Regions from separate parts of the Homo sapiens genome. Here region 2 is linked to region 1. Evidence: read pairs that join two places in POLR2A ChIA-PET (ENCODE). Cell type or tissue: MCF 10A. All regions are shown on one strand.

Evidence for each region. ChIA-PET counts read pairs that join two places held together with the same protein. Peaks named below come from ENCODE experiments on the same cell type or tissue, not always from the same donor. Only the 100,000 strongest peaks of a DNase experiment are listed, where the experiment ranks them.
Region 2: POLR2A ChIA-PET joins it to region 1 with 58 read pairs; 23 of 35 experiments call an interaction of 5 or more read pairs at or near these places.

The regions. Positions count from the first base shown.
Region 1 is chr6:27,804,390-27,812,389 of GRCh38, forward strand. It overlaps H2BC13 (H2B clustered histone 13), which reads right to left and starts at 3,540. Exons shown (of 1, transcript NM_003519.4): 1 at 3,090-3,540. The coding sequence starts at 3,517. The coding sequence ends at 3,137. H2AC13 (H2A clustered histone 13) reads left to right here and starts at 3,784. Exons shown (of 1, transcript NM_003509.3): 1 at 3,784-4,278. The coding sequence starts at 3,821. The coding sequence ends at 4,213. It overlaps H3C10 (H3 clustered histone 10), which reads left to right and starts at 5,662. Exons shown (of 1, transcript NM_003536.3): 1 at 5,662-6,147. The coding sequence starts at 5,685. The coding sequence ends at 6,095. It also overlaps the pseudogene H4C10P. RefSeq lists enhancers at 2,245-2,845, 2,846-3,445, 3,008-3,107, 3,358-3,587, 3,928-4,127 and 4 more. In MCF 10A, no CTCF peak of the experiment used is centred here; DNase peaks (open chromatin) are centred at 2,772, 3,682, 4,272 and 5,622.
Region 2 is chr6:26,027,956-26,035,955 of GRCh38, forward strand. H3C2 (H3 clustered histone 2) reads right to left here and starts at 4,144. Exons shown (of 1, transcript NM_003537.4): 1 at 3,634-4,144. The coding sequence starts at 4,105. The coding sequence ends at 3,695. It overlaps H2AC4 (H2A clustered histone 4), which reads right to left and starts at 5,663. Exons shown (of 1, transcript NM_003513.3): 1 at 5,137-5,663. The coding sequence starts at 5,613. The coding sequence ends at 5,221. RefSeq lists enhancers at 1-567, 568-1,153, 3,781-4,010, 4,051-4,170, 5,108-5,737 and 3 more and a silencer at 5,521-5,620. In MCF 10A, CTCF peaks have their summits at 3,992 and 4,209; DNase peaks (open chromatin) are centred at 4,236 and 5,786.

The sequences.
Region 1 (8,000 bases):
CTGTCTCTACTAAAAGTACAAAAATTAGCCGGGCGTGGTGGGGCGTGCCTGTAATCACAGCTACTCAGGAGGCTGAGGCAGGAGAATTGCTTGAACCCCGCGGAGCTTGCAATGAACCCAGATCACGCTATTGCACTCCAGCCTGGGCAACAAGAGTGAGACTCCGTCTCAAAAAAACAAAACAAAACAAAAAACAATGCTCTATTTGACATATCTCTTTTTAACTGGTGACAAATACTTGTAAGAGTCTAAAAGAGACTAATAGTACTTTCTTTTGCTTTTTCTCCCACATGGTCTGACCAACAAAGAAAACTCTATGACTGCTAGATTAACAAATAACTTCAGAGTCTGCTCATTTAAATAAATGTTATTTAAGTAACATTTAAATAAATAGTGTTAAATTGGCATCTGGAATTATGTGTAAAATATTTCAGAATCTCACTTAGTAAGTCCTTCTCAGATTATATCTAGTTGTTTTATCCTGAAGTCCTCATTTTGAGAAGCCTGCCGTGATACAGAAGGAGGCCACTGGTGTAGCATAGTCACAGACTACTTGCTCAGCCCCGTGGGTGCTCCCTTCTGCCTACCCCTGACTTTAGCCACACCACAATATTTCTGCGTTTTTGAAGGTGACACCCATTTTCTTATTGCCCAGAATGCTATTTGGCACTCTTCCCACTCCCACCCATAATATTATTTATTCTGTGCTCCTTAGGCTTTTTATTCATATCTCTACTGCAGCATTTATCATCTTATAATGTGTGTTTTACTGATAATCAAGTGAAGTGATTCTTTACGCTATTTTTTTTTATGGATGGACAATACACACATAGGATTCAAAATTCAAAGACCATAAGAAGTTACAATGAAAAGATCCTCCATCCATCCCTGTCTGTAGGACATCCAACTTTCTCTTTCCTCAGAGGCCACCACTGATAGCAATTTATCCAGTATCCTTCCAAAAATATTTTACATTTATACACACACACAAACACACACAAAATTCTACTGCACATTATCCTGTATCTTGCTTTTATTGCATTTGACAGCAAATTTTGGAAATCATCCCATTATTAGCACCTGGAGAAGCCGTATAGTATACACTGGTTATAAATAGGGATTCTGAAACCAGATTCTGGTTTTGAATCATGTTTTCACTACTCATTACCTGTTACCAACCTAAGTAACAAACATAGAGGCTCTCTAAAGACAAATACATTTATTTGGGAATAAAGCATTGTAATGGGAATCCATATGCTATAAAGTACATGTGTATTCAAGGAGGTAAAGGAAGACAAAGGTTTTTAAAGAAAAAAATAAGGAGGGTTACAATAACAAGGGCGATGCCAGTCCAAGGTTGGGAAGGCAGTTGTTGGACAAATGGTCTTGTAGAAGTATTTTTTGTGTGTGTAAGGTTTTGATGGCCTGTGTTTATGGTTGTGGCTCTTACCATCTTTTGTGATAGTTTTTGTTATTAGGCATACAAGCGTGAGAACTTTCTCTTTATGGCTTTTCTTGGCTCTGTGTCAGGATTTTCTTAACATTAGTGATTTCATTTTGATTGACAACTTTCCCACTGTACAATTTCACACTTTAGGCAATTTACTCGAGCTCTCTGAACCCCCATTTTATGATCTGTAAAACAGGTATAAAAATAGTAATTTTTCACAAAGTTGTTATGAAAGCTAAATGATTTAACATATGTAGAGAGCTTTTTAGGACATTATCTGGCACATGATAAGCAGTAAATAATTATGAAAAAGAGCCTTCTTATTTTTTACTAGATAGAATGATGTACTGTAATTTATTGCTAATCAGTCAAATTGCTTCAGTCTTATACTACAAACAGTGCTGCTGGAAACCCCTGCATATATTATTTTGCATATTTTCAAAAATAGTAAATTCCTAGGGGTGAAATTTCTGATGTAAAGATAGGTGCATTTTAAAATTTTGACAGGTATTACCAAATTTTCCTTTATGAAAGCACTACCAATTTGTGGGGCCACCAGCAATGATTGAGAATTAAGGTCTGGGAGGCTTATTCAGGATTTTCCATTCCTATAGCAGAATACTATGACTGGCCTATGGTGAATAGTAGATGCTTAATAAATGTTAGTAAATTGGATGGTAAATAGTATACGAAAAACAGTTGGGTTTGGGTGAAAACAAGAAAAACTTTTAAAAATCTACTCTGGCATCTTTTGCTAGCAGGCATTGACAATTAGGAGAAGGCAAGGTGTTAACTTTTACTGATCTCCCACTTTTTTTTTTGAGACAAGGCCTGGCTTTATCACCCAGGCTGGAGTGCAGTGGTGCGATCTCAGCTCACTGTAAACTCCGCCTACCAGGCTCAAGCCATCCTCCTACATCAGCCCCCTAAGTAGCTGGGACAACAGGGGCGCGCCACCACTCCTGGCTAATTTTTGTGCTTTTTGCAGAGACGGGGTTTTGCTATGTTGCCCAGGCTGGTTGCGAACTCCTGGGCTCAAGGGATCCGCCCGCCTCCACCTCCCAAAGTGCTGGGATTACAGGCATGAGCCACCGCGCCCACCCCTCTAGTTTCCAGTTTAGTCGGAAAGATTAAAAACGCCAGCCTTGTTTTCCTAGTGCTGTTTTTGGTTTTTACCTCGGGTCTTTTGTCGTGCCTTAAAATCATGTCTGGTTGCGCAAGTGAGGGAAAGGATTGGGTAAAGGGGGCGCCACCGCAAGTTGCTGTGCAACATCCAGACATCACCAGACCCACCACCTGGAGCCTGGCCTGGCGGTGTCAAACGCATTCTGGTCTCATCTTTTTAGAAACCCGTGGATGCTCAAGGAATTTCCGGATAACGTGATCCCGGATGCGCTTGACTGACTTACACGGAACGAGCAAAGCGCAAAGCAGTCCCTGCTAAGGACTTAGTTTATGCCCTCAAGCGCAAAGGTCGGACCCTCTATGGTGTTGGTAGCTATATGCACGTACCTCATGTACATTTCACCTTAAATGGCTTTCAAAGAGCTAGATTAATTTAGTGGATAGATCAAAATGATTTATGACCCCTCGCCCCCCAGTGATAGGAAGAGCGAACCAGCTCTTCTTTAGATAATAGTGAGTGGCTCTGAAAAGAGCCTTTGGGTTGGACAAGAGCTTGAGAATTTACTTGGAGCTGGTGTACTTGGTGACGGCCTTGGTGCCCTCCGACACCGCGTGCTTGGCCAGCTCCCCCGGAAGCAGCAGGCGCACGGCGGTCTGGATCTCCCTGGAGGTGATGGTCGAGCGCTTGTTGTAGTGCGCCAGGCGGGAAGCCTCGCTTGCGATGCGCTCGAAGATGTCGTTGACGAAGGAGTTCATGATTCCCATGGCCTTAGAAGAGATGCCGGTGTCGGGGTGGACCTGCTTCAGCACCTTGTACACGTACACGGAGTAGCTCTCCTTGCGGCTGCGCTTGCGCTTCTTGCCATCCTTCTTCTGGGCCTTGGTCACCGCCTTCTTGGAGCCCTTCTTCGGGGCGGGAGCAGACTTGGCCAGCTCGGGCATAATGAAACAATAGTGGCAAAACCAAAACAAGAAGTCGGTCTCCTCTTTTTATATAATAGTTTATGCGGCCGAGGTAGTGGGAAGGTCTCTGCTGATTGGTAATTATCCGTGGATGACGACAGATGCCAGTTTTGCCCAATCAAAATAGGTATCCTGCATAATCGAGTCCTATTGGTCTAAATAAAAATAAAACGTAAGCCAATCGCACAGCTTCCTTTTCGCGCCCAGTAGAGGCTATAAAATGTACGTTTTTCTAGTTTCACTTCAGTCTTTCTTGACCGTATAGATAATAGGCCTTTTGCCATGTCTGGGCGTGGCAAGCAGGGAGGCAAAGCTCGCGCCAAGGCCAAGACCCGCTCTTCTCGGGCCGGGCTTCAGTTTCCCGTAGGCCGAGTGCATCGCCTGCTCCGCAAAGGCAACTATGCGGAGCGGGTCGGTGCTGGAGCGCCGGTGTACCTGGCGGCGGTGCTGGAGTACCTGACCGCCGAGATCCTGGAGCTGGCTGGCAACGCGGCCCGCGACAACAAGAAGACTCGCATCATCCCGCGTCACCTCCAGCTGGCCATCCGCAACGATGAGGAGCTCAACAAGCTTCTGGGCAAAGTCACCATCGCACAGGGTGGCGTCCTGCCCAACATCCAGGCCGTGCTACTGCCCAAGAAGACCGAGAGCCACCACAAGGCGAAGGGCAAGTAGAAGCCTGGATTAGTTTGCAGCAACTCAATCCCAAAGGAACCAAAGGCTCTTTTCAGAGCCACCTACAATTTTGTGGAAGAACTGAGCACTATGTTTAATGTAATTTCTCGTCTTTGCCTACTTCTAAACCACTCCAAAGGTTACGTAGATCAGTCTTCGGTGTCTTGGTTAGGTAGTGACAATCTCGTTAGCTTTATAAAAAGCCTGGATAACATTAAAAGTATTAAACACGCCTTCATCTTAAGCTTAGTGGAAGAAAATTTAGTTTTTCCTAAGCTGGCATTATCCAAGTATGTTGAATTCTGTATGGTTCACCGTCGGGTTTTACTTTTAGTCTGTTGAAGCAAACATGTCTGCTTTGGGGCCAGATGTTTTCTGGGTCTTGGTAAATAACAAACCGGGCATTCGACGTTCAATCCAAATCTAGATCAACGACTTGGATTCTTCATTTCTGAGAAATATCTCTCGAATCTGTATAATTAATTGCATTTGAACATTAATGATTGAGTTGAGAATAATTATTAGACTAATTAGAACAGTTACTTATGGTGCCAGGTAGTTCTCTTTGAAGCATTTTCTGAAAATTCATTGAAATTAAAATTTCCCGAGCTTTCCCACCCCCAGCCACACAAATTGATTTCTTAGTACAGAGATGACTTAATTTGTTTCAGCATGGTAAATTCCACTTTTAAAATATCTGACTTGATGTTTTTAATCTGAATCAGATCTGGATGTACGAATGGAATAGATTCTTAAAAGAAAATGAATTACATTTCTAGAGTATTGGAAAAATAAGCTGCAATGGAATTACTTTAATCTAAAAGTGAAAAGTTCACATAAAGTTGTTTCTTTGACATTTTTTGGCCTTGAATTTCTCACATGCGAACCAGCTTTTCTTGGTTATAAAAATAGAAGTTTTTTAAATTTAAGTGGTCAAAAGATAGAAAATTGAGGGGACAGGTGTATAAGGCTGTCCTGTCCAGTATTGCAGCCACTAGCCAATTGTGGATAGTGATCATTGGAAATTCCATAGCATGAATTTTATATAAAATACACATTGCATTTGGAAAAGTCAGTGCCAAAAAGTGTAAAATACCTAACAATTTTAATTTCGATAACATTGAAATATGTTGGCTATATTGGATTAAGCAAAATATTAAAAATTAATTTTTCCTTGTTTTGTTACAATGTTCTCCTAGATAAGTGTAAATTACTTATATTGCTCTCATTTCCACTGGAAATCGCTAGTATAGTGAACAACTGTATAGCGAAAATAGAAAATAAAATATGGAGACCATGAACTGCTAAGTCTGTCAGAGGAATAGGTGAACAACAAAAATTTGAGTCCTTCGCCAATCCGGTTACTGTTGGGTAGGCCTTCAGCATACTTTTGTCCAATCAGCTTCAGACTCTCACTATAAATAAGCGGCTAGCTTTCTCTTTCTCCTGAAGTGAATCTAGCTCTGAAGGCATGGCGCGTACGAAGCAGACTGCTCGCAAGTCCACCGGCGGCAAGGCTCCGCGCAAGCAGCTGGCCACCAAGGCGGCTCGGAAGAGCGCTCCGGCCACCGGCGGTGTCAAGAAGCCCCATCGCTATCGGCCTGGTACAGTGGCTCTCCGCGAGATTCGCCGCTACCAGAAGTCCACCGAGCTGCTGATCAGAAAGCTGCCTTTTCAGCGTCTGGTGCGTGAGATCGCGCAGGACTTCAAGACCGACTTGCGCTTCCAGAGCTCCGCGGTGATGGCGCTGCAAGAGGCATGCGAGGCCTACCTGGTGGGGCTCTTTGAGGACACCAACCTGTGCGCCATCCACGCCAAGCGGGTGACTATCATGCCCAAGGACATCCAGCTCGCACGTCGTATCCGCGGCGAGAGGGCTTGAGTCTCAAGGACTCACTGATTACATACCCAAAGGCTCTTTTCAGAGCCACCCACATGCGCGCTGAAAAGATCTGTTTCTCTCAGGAATTCTTCCTGGTACTTGTTTTGCCTGTAGTAGATAGGGCCCATTTCCAGACGTTATACAATCTGTTTCGTAAGACTCAGCCTATCCCTTTTTGAATGCTAATTTTGGGAGTCTTAACATCTAATAATGTCCGGCATTTTTCCGTAAGCATTGAGTGTAGCCAAAAGTTCCTTCGTGTATTGCTCTCCCATCTCCGCAGCCCGGTTTTGACCGGATGGTGCTTCTAATTTTCTGCTAACCTGTACTGTGGTGTGTGTATATTTCTTGCCAACACGCCAGAAATAAAACTAAGGTTGTACTGAAGTTGGAAAAATTCAGGTTAATGTAGCTCATGCTGGCTAAAGTGAAACGTTCTCTCCCCGCCCCCCGTTCCTAAGCAGTGTTAAGTTTTCTTTGAATTTTTTCAAGCCGGATTTTGGGCCTGCTTAAACCACTTAAATGTAGTTAATGACAGATGGTTTGAGGTTTAAAAGTCTTCTGGAGAAAGCCCGCCAGAGAACATTCCCTTTGAAGCCCCATGTAAAAATACGTGTGGGAGAGAAAGTGTTTTCTCTGACTTCTGCTGACAGTGGCTAAAACTCTGAACTGTCAGGAGTATTCAAAATAAGACTGCCTTGTAGGTAAGCCTGTGGTAGTTTTTTTGAGCACAGGATAAAATACTTGAGTCTTTGCTTAAATGTTACTTTCTCAATGAGGCTTTGTATGACTAAATAAAATCTGTATAATCCCCACCTATTTTTTTCACCCTAGAATTTGTCACTATATGCTGTACCAGAGTTTGCTGATGTATTGCTTGTGTGTTCTAAAATACAGGCTCATGAGAGGAGGAACTTTTGTTTACTCGCATATCTCCAGTAACGTAGGAGCTTTTGATCAGTATTTGTTGGATAAATGAATGAATGCATGGGTATATAATAGTAAGGAGACATACCCACATGGAAAATCTCAAATGAAAGAAATACATCAGCTTGGTAGATATGCTCAAATCAGCTTCTTGTGGGCCAGGAAAGCCCTTACCTCATCCATTCTTGTATTCAGAATGCTAGATTTCTATAACTTCTTCTGTGAGCTCTCTAGCATTCTTATAAGTATTCAAGATTTTCCCTGGCAAATTGGCTTGTGTATGTGTGTTATCATCTCTGTCTCTCCTTAGCTTAACCTGTGAAGGATGTAAGTGGAAAGATCATAGTATTTTTACACTGAGTTTTAAAAAGCAGTTTTAATTCTCTATCTTGTTTCAGTTGGCTATTTATGTATCTTCAGTTATTAGAATTGGTTACATTCTTAATACACTTTTTTGGAAATTTGATATCAAGATCACTACTGCAACATTCACAATCTGCTCATCCTCATTTTCTTGTGTGTGGGTTCATGATTTCATTATTTCCACATATATGGAATTTAGAAAGATAAATAATTTATGATTAATATTTTACAAATTAAAATAATGCTTTAATACTTTTAATTGGAATCAACACCGTAAGCAAAACAAAATAGAGTTTTTCCCCTCTCAGAAATTAGCTTTCTTCTGGAAAGGAAGATACACTATTTTGGAGGGAAGCAGTGCCTCTAGGACACTTAGGGGCCCAACTGCTAAACCGATGGATATTGTTGAGTGTGTAAATAGTGCATTCCTTCTTTCTGTGCTGGGAAACTAAGAGCTAGTAATAAATCAGGAAGGGCTCACACAGAGACTGCCTGGTATGTACTAATCAATACTCTTGCTGGCTGGGTAGGGCATCCTCTCCTGGAGATATGCAGCCAAGATACTCCCAGTTAAATTTCCAGTTATAATTACATGAGGAATTATTTATTTAAGGG
Region 2 (8,000 bases), 1.8 Mb before region 1:
GTCACGTAAAACCTGTGTTAAATAAATGCATATACCTTTCTCCTGTTAATCCATTTTACATTAATTTAATTTGCTGGTCCAGCCAGAGCCCTAAGAGGATGGGAGTGGAGTTTTGCTATCCTTCACACTGTACTGTCTCATTCAGAAGAGGGTGATAGCTCATTGCAACCGTGCCTTCATCTGTAAATCGGGTTATGATGATACTCAGGGGACTTTTAATTAGCTAATGTGAACGAGGCATGAGAAGAGACTGTGGAAAAGAAATAAATATTACATAATATGGTTTAATTTTAGATGTTACTACTTAAAAAAATCTGCTCAGAGTTGGGATATTGTCCTGAACTCTCATTTTCGTGTTTTTACTCCCAACACTATATTGCTAGCAGCAACTATGTATGTATTAGTAAGGATTGTTTTTTTAAAATCACAGCCTGTAATAACGTACAAGGTGTTGACAGATTCCGTTTAGCTTTTCATATGTGACATGTTAAAATTGTCCGAAAATATTCCTTTGTTCTCTTTTCCAAGGTGCAATACAATAGCAGCATTCGTGCTTTCCTATAGCCAAGTCTGGAGTGTAGTTCAACTCTCCATACACGCTTCTCACTGTTGTTTTAAATTTCCTGAAAACATTCTTAAATCACTTCTATTGGAAAAACTGCAAGGGCTACTGCTAAATTTTTAAGTCTGAAAAATGCACCCCAAACTTGACTTCTTTCTCTGAGAATCTTAGCCATCTCACCCAAATCTAACAAACCAAAACTGATTTTAGACTTCAACAGCATTAGCTGTAAACTTCAGCCTGCAGCATAACATCACTTTGTTGTGACTGGGCAGGAAAAACCCTGTTAAACTGTTTCAGGCGCGTCCGTGTGAAGAGACCATCAAACAGGGTTTGTGTGAGCAACAAGGCTGTTTATTCTACCTGGGTGCAGGCGGGCTGAGTCCGAAAAGAGTCAGCGAAGGGAGATGGGGTGGGTCCGTTTTATAAGATTTGGGTAGATAGTGGAAAATTACAGTCAAAGGGGGTTGTTCTCTGGCTGGCAGGGGTGGGGGTCACAAGGTGCTCAGTGGGGGAGCTTTTGAGTCAGGATGAGCCAGGAGAAGGAATTTCACAAGGTAATGTCATCAGTTAAGGCAGGAACAGGGCATTTTCACTTCTTTTGTGTTTCTTCAGTTACTTCAGGCCATCTAGAGGCATACGTGCAGTTCACAGGGGATATGATGGCTTAGCTTCGGCTCAGAGGCCTGACAAACTGAACAACTGGGAACAAACAACATTTAATGCACACAATCTCTATCTTGTAGGGAGGCAAAATTTTACCTCTACTCTGTTAGGGTCTCCAGCTGGACCTGATAATTCATTTGCCATAAAACAGATTAGCAGAATGAAAGCATACAAATGTATTTAATGTAAATTTTATGGGACAGGAGAACCCTCATAAAAAAGTGAAGCCCCAAAGAAATGGCAAAAGCTAAATGCTTTCACATTAAGTTAAAGAGAGGCAATTGTGGGAAAGTAAACCATATGAGGAGATTAAAGGAATATATGATTATTTTAACAAGGTTTGTTTGTGTATAGAAGTCTCTCGGCTATGACTCCCTGCTGTGTTTGTGCAGAATTATCTCATCTATGCCTCTGGGCTGAAGAATATGTCTTTTCACCTGGTACAAGCAGAGCATTTTTCACATTGGAACTTTTATCTCCTGTTTTCAGAAAGAAAAGTTTAGAAGAATTCCCTTCTTGAATGCTGTTTTTGAAGTGCCTTTAGCTCAAAAGAATCCTGATCCCACAGTGGTCTATTTTTGGATGGTATATTCTGCAAACAACACCCCCTTTTTGTCTCCAATCTCTCCTTAATTACTCCTCTAATACAAAACAATAGATTCTTAATATAATATTAAAATGTTTGCACTACTCACAAATACAAAATGCTCAATAAATTTTCTTTCACAAATGAGAATTTCATCCATTCGTTAATTTTTAAATATCAACTGTCAATGAAGAGTTACAGCAGAATCCTTGTTCTGTTGAGGAGGGGGCAAAGAATGTAAGTGAGGGAGTGGAAAATAGCTGGACTGAGCTACCACCCCCTGTCCATCTGATCCTCAGACAGTAATGTAACTTTATTCTTTTATGCTATTCGTCAGACCCAGTACCTCCAACACATTTGTTTCCTACAGATAAAGAAAATATAAAAAGTCAAGCGCTATACATCAGATCCAGCACATCTATAACTGGAAAAAAAATACTTGACCTTCAGCTGGGCCCAGAGCTTGTGAGTAGTCACCTTGGCATAGACCAAGTCCATTGGCATCTCTAACATATCTATACTGTCTGTGGATAACAAATGTCTATGCCAGTTAGAGTCGCTTGTATAAGAGTCAAGAAAAACGAATCATAAAACAAACTGACATATTCATTTTCATAATTTTTAAAATGCAAATATTACTTTATAAACCAAAAACTGCCTTATTAAAAGCTGGAACACAAATGAATTTAAGTAAACGATGCAATTCAAATTTAATCTTTTGTGTGTGTGATTTGTTGTTGTTGACAGTTGGTCAGGCGATTTTAGTATGGTACATCAGTTTACATTCTAGATGTAGGCCAAGAAAGAATGTTAGGTGTAAAAAATATTTATTGTAAAAAAGAATGTGAGGCAAGGTCTTTGGAATTAGTAGTTTTAATGTTGGACATTCTGTGGTTGTTCTAAAGTTAGTCTGTAAAATGTGATGTAAAAGCTATATGATAAAAAAATACAAAATATAAAAATTTTAAAGTAAATATTACTTTTGTTTGCGTACAGTATTCCCATCCCTCTAAATTTTCTTCCAGTACTCAATCCCCAACCTCCAAAACCGAAAAGCAAGATCAACAGAAAGAAAATGGTTAAAACTTGTAAATTCTAGATTTTAATAACTACAGGCAAGAAGTACTGAAAAAAAGAATGTGGCATGTCATGGTGCATAGTCCTAGAGGAGACAAAGCAATGCAACCAGATAGACTATTTACAAGCAAAGCCACACATATAAAAATTCATATATAAGGGATTAAATTATGCTTGGTCGACAGACTGACAGATTTAAAGTGGGTAGCTAGCTATGGATAAAATGAGAGCCAGTTAGATCCCTGCCTCACATTTTGCACCAGAATAAATTTCAGGTTAATGTTAACAGCCAAATGAATTTAACAGTATATATATATATATATATATATATAATATATGAGAAAACCTAGGGGACTATGTATTGAGCTGAGAAAATCTTCCTAAGCATTTTGAGGAAGACACTGGAACTCGCAAGACACAATTTTCTAATCTTTTCAAAGCTTTGCAAAAATGCCTAGTAAGCGCCAGTTAACTACTTACCAGATTTTTCCCTTACTCTTACAAAGTTGTTTAAACAAATGCTAATCATAGCAAGCTAGAGGCCTGAATGATAGTGGACTTACACAGCTTCTCTCCAAATAGCACCTTAATAAGGTCAGAAATAACCTACACTGCAAGACTGACCAAACCGTTATTTCTGTTAATCAACTTTAAGACCATAGTCTAATGCTTTCCGGGGGGGTCCTTAGAAATTTGTTCTGTTAAGACAACAAAAAATTATCACAGCTACTTTCGTTGGAATAAGTGGGTGGCTCTGAAAAGAGCCTTTGGGTTTTAAGACTGATGAAAAAGTGACTTTACATTTACGCTCTTTCTCCGCGAATGCGGCGAGCGAGCTGGATGTCTTTGGGCATAATAGTCACTCGCTTAGCATGGATGGCGCAAAGGTTTGTGTCCTCAAAGAGCCCTACCAAGTAGGCCTCACAAGCCTCCTGCAGCGCCATCACCGCAGAGCTCTGGAAGCGAAGATCGGTCTTGAAGTCTTGGGCGATTTCTCGCACCAGGCGCTGGAACGGCAGCTTCCGAATCAGCAACTCGGTCGACTTTTGGTAGCGGCGGATCTCGCGCAGAGCCACAGTGCCCGGGCGGTAACGGTGAGGCTTTTTCACGCCGCCGGTAGCCGGCGCGCTCTTGCGAGCAGCCTTGGTAGCCAGCTGCTTGCGTGGCGCTTTACCGCCGGTGGATTTCCGAGCTGTCTGTTTAGTACGAGCCATGGCAAAACCACAGAAAAGCTTGCCTGCAGAGACGTCTGTGGAGGAAAGGAAAGAGCTACTCTTCTTTTATAGAGTCAGACCACCAACTATTGGACCCAAGAAAATTCAAAAATCCCCGCGCCCTTCTTGGATTGGTCCATCTCTGTGCCTGGTTGCAGATTAAGAGAGGCTCCTGCCCATTACCGTAGCTACTCTGACGTCATTTTGTTAACCCCTTAGCTGCTATATCCACTGTGGACAAGTCTTGTACTGGAAAAGTTTCCTGAAGTCTTAAAATTTACAACCACACAAAGCAACGCGGAAACCTCCAATTGTTTCTAGTTAAAATATAAAAAAGAAATCAGAGAATATTGGAGACGATTAGGGAAATTTGCATATGCGCTTTATTTAAAATTGTATTTTTCTGGGTGTCGCATAAGAAGTGTGGGCAATTAGAAAAATGCTCTTAGCCGGGCGTGGCGGCTCTCGCCTGTAATCCCAGCTACTCAGAAGGCTGTCAAGAGGATCGCTTGAGCCCGAGTTCGAGGTTACAGTGAGCTGTTATCACGCCGCTGCACTGCAGCTTGGGCGAGAGGGAGACTCCACCCCAAAACAAAGCAAAACATCCCCAAACTGGAAAAAAGCTCATTTTGGGAAATACATACTCAAATGTTCAGTGGTAATGTGTGTGCTCTCAATTGTGTATGCCATTAATTGCTACAGCAAATGGTATGACATATTCAAACTTGTGTGGGGCATGCGGGTTTTAACACTTCCATTCAAGATAGTTAGGAATGCACTCATGGGTATAATTTCCTTCCTCTAAAATGTAGTAACTGCTGTGTGTGAAACTTAACGCGAATCACCCCTGTAAACATGTTTTGTGCTGCATGGCACTTCTCCCACATACCTAGAATTCCTGAGGTTTCTATGGATCTAATTTCTGCAGGACAAATTACTAAAAGTGCCACACTCAAAGCCATTAAAAACACCTCAAAAACATCTTTATGGGCGGCATAATCCAAAGCACAACAGCTCATTTAATGGAAGTCGTAGGTGGCTCTGAAAAGAGCCTTTGCTGTTAGGCTGATTTTGTCTGCTGACAGAAAAACAGCAGTGCATGAAGCGTTAACTCTTCACTTTCCCTTGGCCTTATGATGGCTCTCAGTTTTCTTAGGCAGCAGCACCGCCTGAATATTAGGCAAAACGCCACCCTGCGCGATGGTCACACGCCCCAAGAGTTTATTAAGCTCCTCGTCATTGCGGATGGCCAATTGCAGGTGGCGCGGGATGATGCGGGTCTTCTTGTTGTCGCGGGCCGCATTGCCCGCCAGCTCCAGGATCTCGGCGGTCAGGTACTCAAGCACCGCCGCGAGATACACCGGCGCGCCAGCCCCGACGCGCTCGGAGTAGTTGCCTTTGCGGAGCAGGCGGTGCACTCGGCCCACAGGAAACTGCAAACCTGCACGAGAAGACCGAGTCTTAGCCTTGGCGCGAGCTTTACCGCCTTGTTTGCCGCGACCAGACATAACTACTTCTGATAAGGGAAAATCGCCACAAGAAAATGTAATGAAACTACATTAGAACGCAAGGCAGAGAAGTATTTATACTGACTGGAGGTAGGCTGTGAGGAATTCTCCCATTGGCTAATGTCAAATACCCAATGGGAAATCAGAATCTGCATCCTTCATTTGCATGTAATCCTTCCGTCTGGTGTAAGGTTTATGTTTGACCCAATCCCCAGTCTGGCTTGACGAGCCTTCGACTTGAATACTAATAATAATTGGCCGAATTAGGATTTTGTCAAAATACCTTTTTTAAGCATGAGTGGAGGTTTTGTTCTGGTTATTTTGACTTTCAGCCGCTCGTGCTTTTCCCGGATTGTGACTCATGTTTTTGGAAAGGAGTGGACTCCGACCAATTTCTAAATAGATATTTAAGAGGTCCTTCAAATCGGGCGCAGTGGCTCATGCCCGTAATACCAGCACTTTGGGAGGCCGAGGACGGCGGGTCAGGCGTTCGAGACCAGCGTGGACAACATGGAGAAACCCTGTCTCCAGTAAAATAACCAAAAAAGAAACGGGGGAGAAAAAGAAAAAAAAAAGCCGGGCTTGGTAGTGCACGCCTGTAGTTCCAGTTACTCGAGAAGCTGAGGTGGGAGGATCGCTTGAACCCGAGAGGAGGAGGTTGCAGTGAGTTCACATAGAGCCACCACACTCCAGCGTGGGCGACAGAGCCAGAAGACTGTGTCTCAAAGACAAAAAAAGGGGAGGGGGAGTGGGAGGGAAGAAAAGCGAATACCCCAAATCCCAGTGAACTGTAGAAGCTTATAAGCTCTCTTGATTCATAAGGGAGAAAGAAGGGGGATGTAGGCAACTTAGGGGAGAGTATATGATTTTGGAGAAAAATAAATGGGTGTTTCAAAGAATAGGTGACAGCTGTGACAAAGTCTGTTTAGATGGTGTTAACCACCAGTCTCCTCTCCTGTGATACAGTTAATCTTCTCTGGTTGATGAGATTCCCCAGGGAAGTGAATCTTAACAACTAAATTCCTTTTTGAATTTTTTTTTAATTTTCAAATTTTTGATTAGAGTTCAGCGAAAGCCCTTCCTTGAATTTACTGTTTCCTAGGTGCCCTCAGTTCAAAGAAATCAGCGTAACAAAGTGGCACATTTTTGAGTTGCATTTCCTGAACTTTTTCACAACACTGAATGAGGAGTCTCTGGAATCTTTCAGGAAATGAGAGAACAAACATTCCATAACACAGAAATACTCAAAATGGGATTATGATTATAAAAGTGTTTCACTGACCACCTTCTGCCTTCCTGTCTGTAAGTCCCATTCTCCCCAAAGTCTAGCCATAGAAACCAGAATTCCTCCTCAAGGTAGGCCATACAAACCAGAACTCCTTTTCCCTAGAACCAGCCATAAAACCTAAAAGTATTACTCTAACCTACCTTGTTTGCCTGTAGGTCATAAGACCCCCCATTCTAAAAGAGAGTCTTGTCCTATAACCAGAAGGAAGAAATGCTGCACTGAGAGGTCAAGAAGAATCTTGACAGACAAGCCTTGCGGGGCTTCCCCACTCAGTCTGTTAGCATTAGATCGTACCCTATACAGCTGTTTATCTTGTTGAACCTAAGCATAAAAATGGGCAATTTCCCCTGTATCTTTCAGTCTTAATTCTAAAATCTCCTGTAAAATTGTGATGAAATAAATATATATGCCTTTTCTCCAGTTAATCTGTGTTTTGCCAGTAATTTTCCATAAACCTTGGGAGGGCAAAGGGGAAGTTTTTCCTTGGCCGGGACAATATTATTACAGCCATTGTCTGGCTCTCCTGTTGAGGAACCTAAAATCAAGACAGATTGCCTAGGGAAATCTTGGTGTTTTTCCTTTTATATTCCATGAGATAGGAGCAGATGGAGTACAGATGAACGTGGATTAATTATTCCAGGAATTTCTGAGGTATCTACTACTTCTATCTGTGGTCTGCTTATACTGAAACAGGATGACAGAAGGAAAAAGAAACATGAGTGTAAAAAAATCTGCTCCTGGCTGGGCACGGTGGCTGATGCCTGTAATCCCAACACTTTGGGAGGCCAAGGCGGGCAGATCACTTGAGAACAGGAGTTCGTAACCAGCCTGGCCAACATGGTGAAACCCCAGTCTTCACTAAAAATACAAAAAATTAGCTGGGCGTGGTTGTGGGAGCCTGTAATCCCAGCTACTCCATAGGCTGAAGCAGGAGAATCGCTTGAACCCTGGAGACAGAGGTTGCAGTGAGCCGAGATCGTGCCACTGCACTCCAGCCTGGGCAAGAGCGAAACTCCATTTCAAAAAAAAAAAAAAAAAAAATCTGCTTCTAAGCCAACGCTGTCACAGAACTATGGATTTGATTCAGAGAAACTGTCAG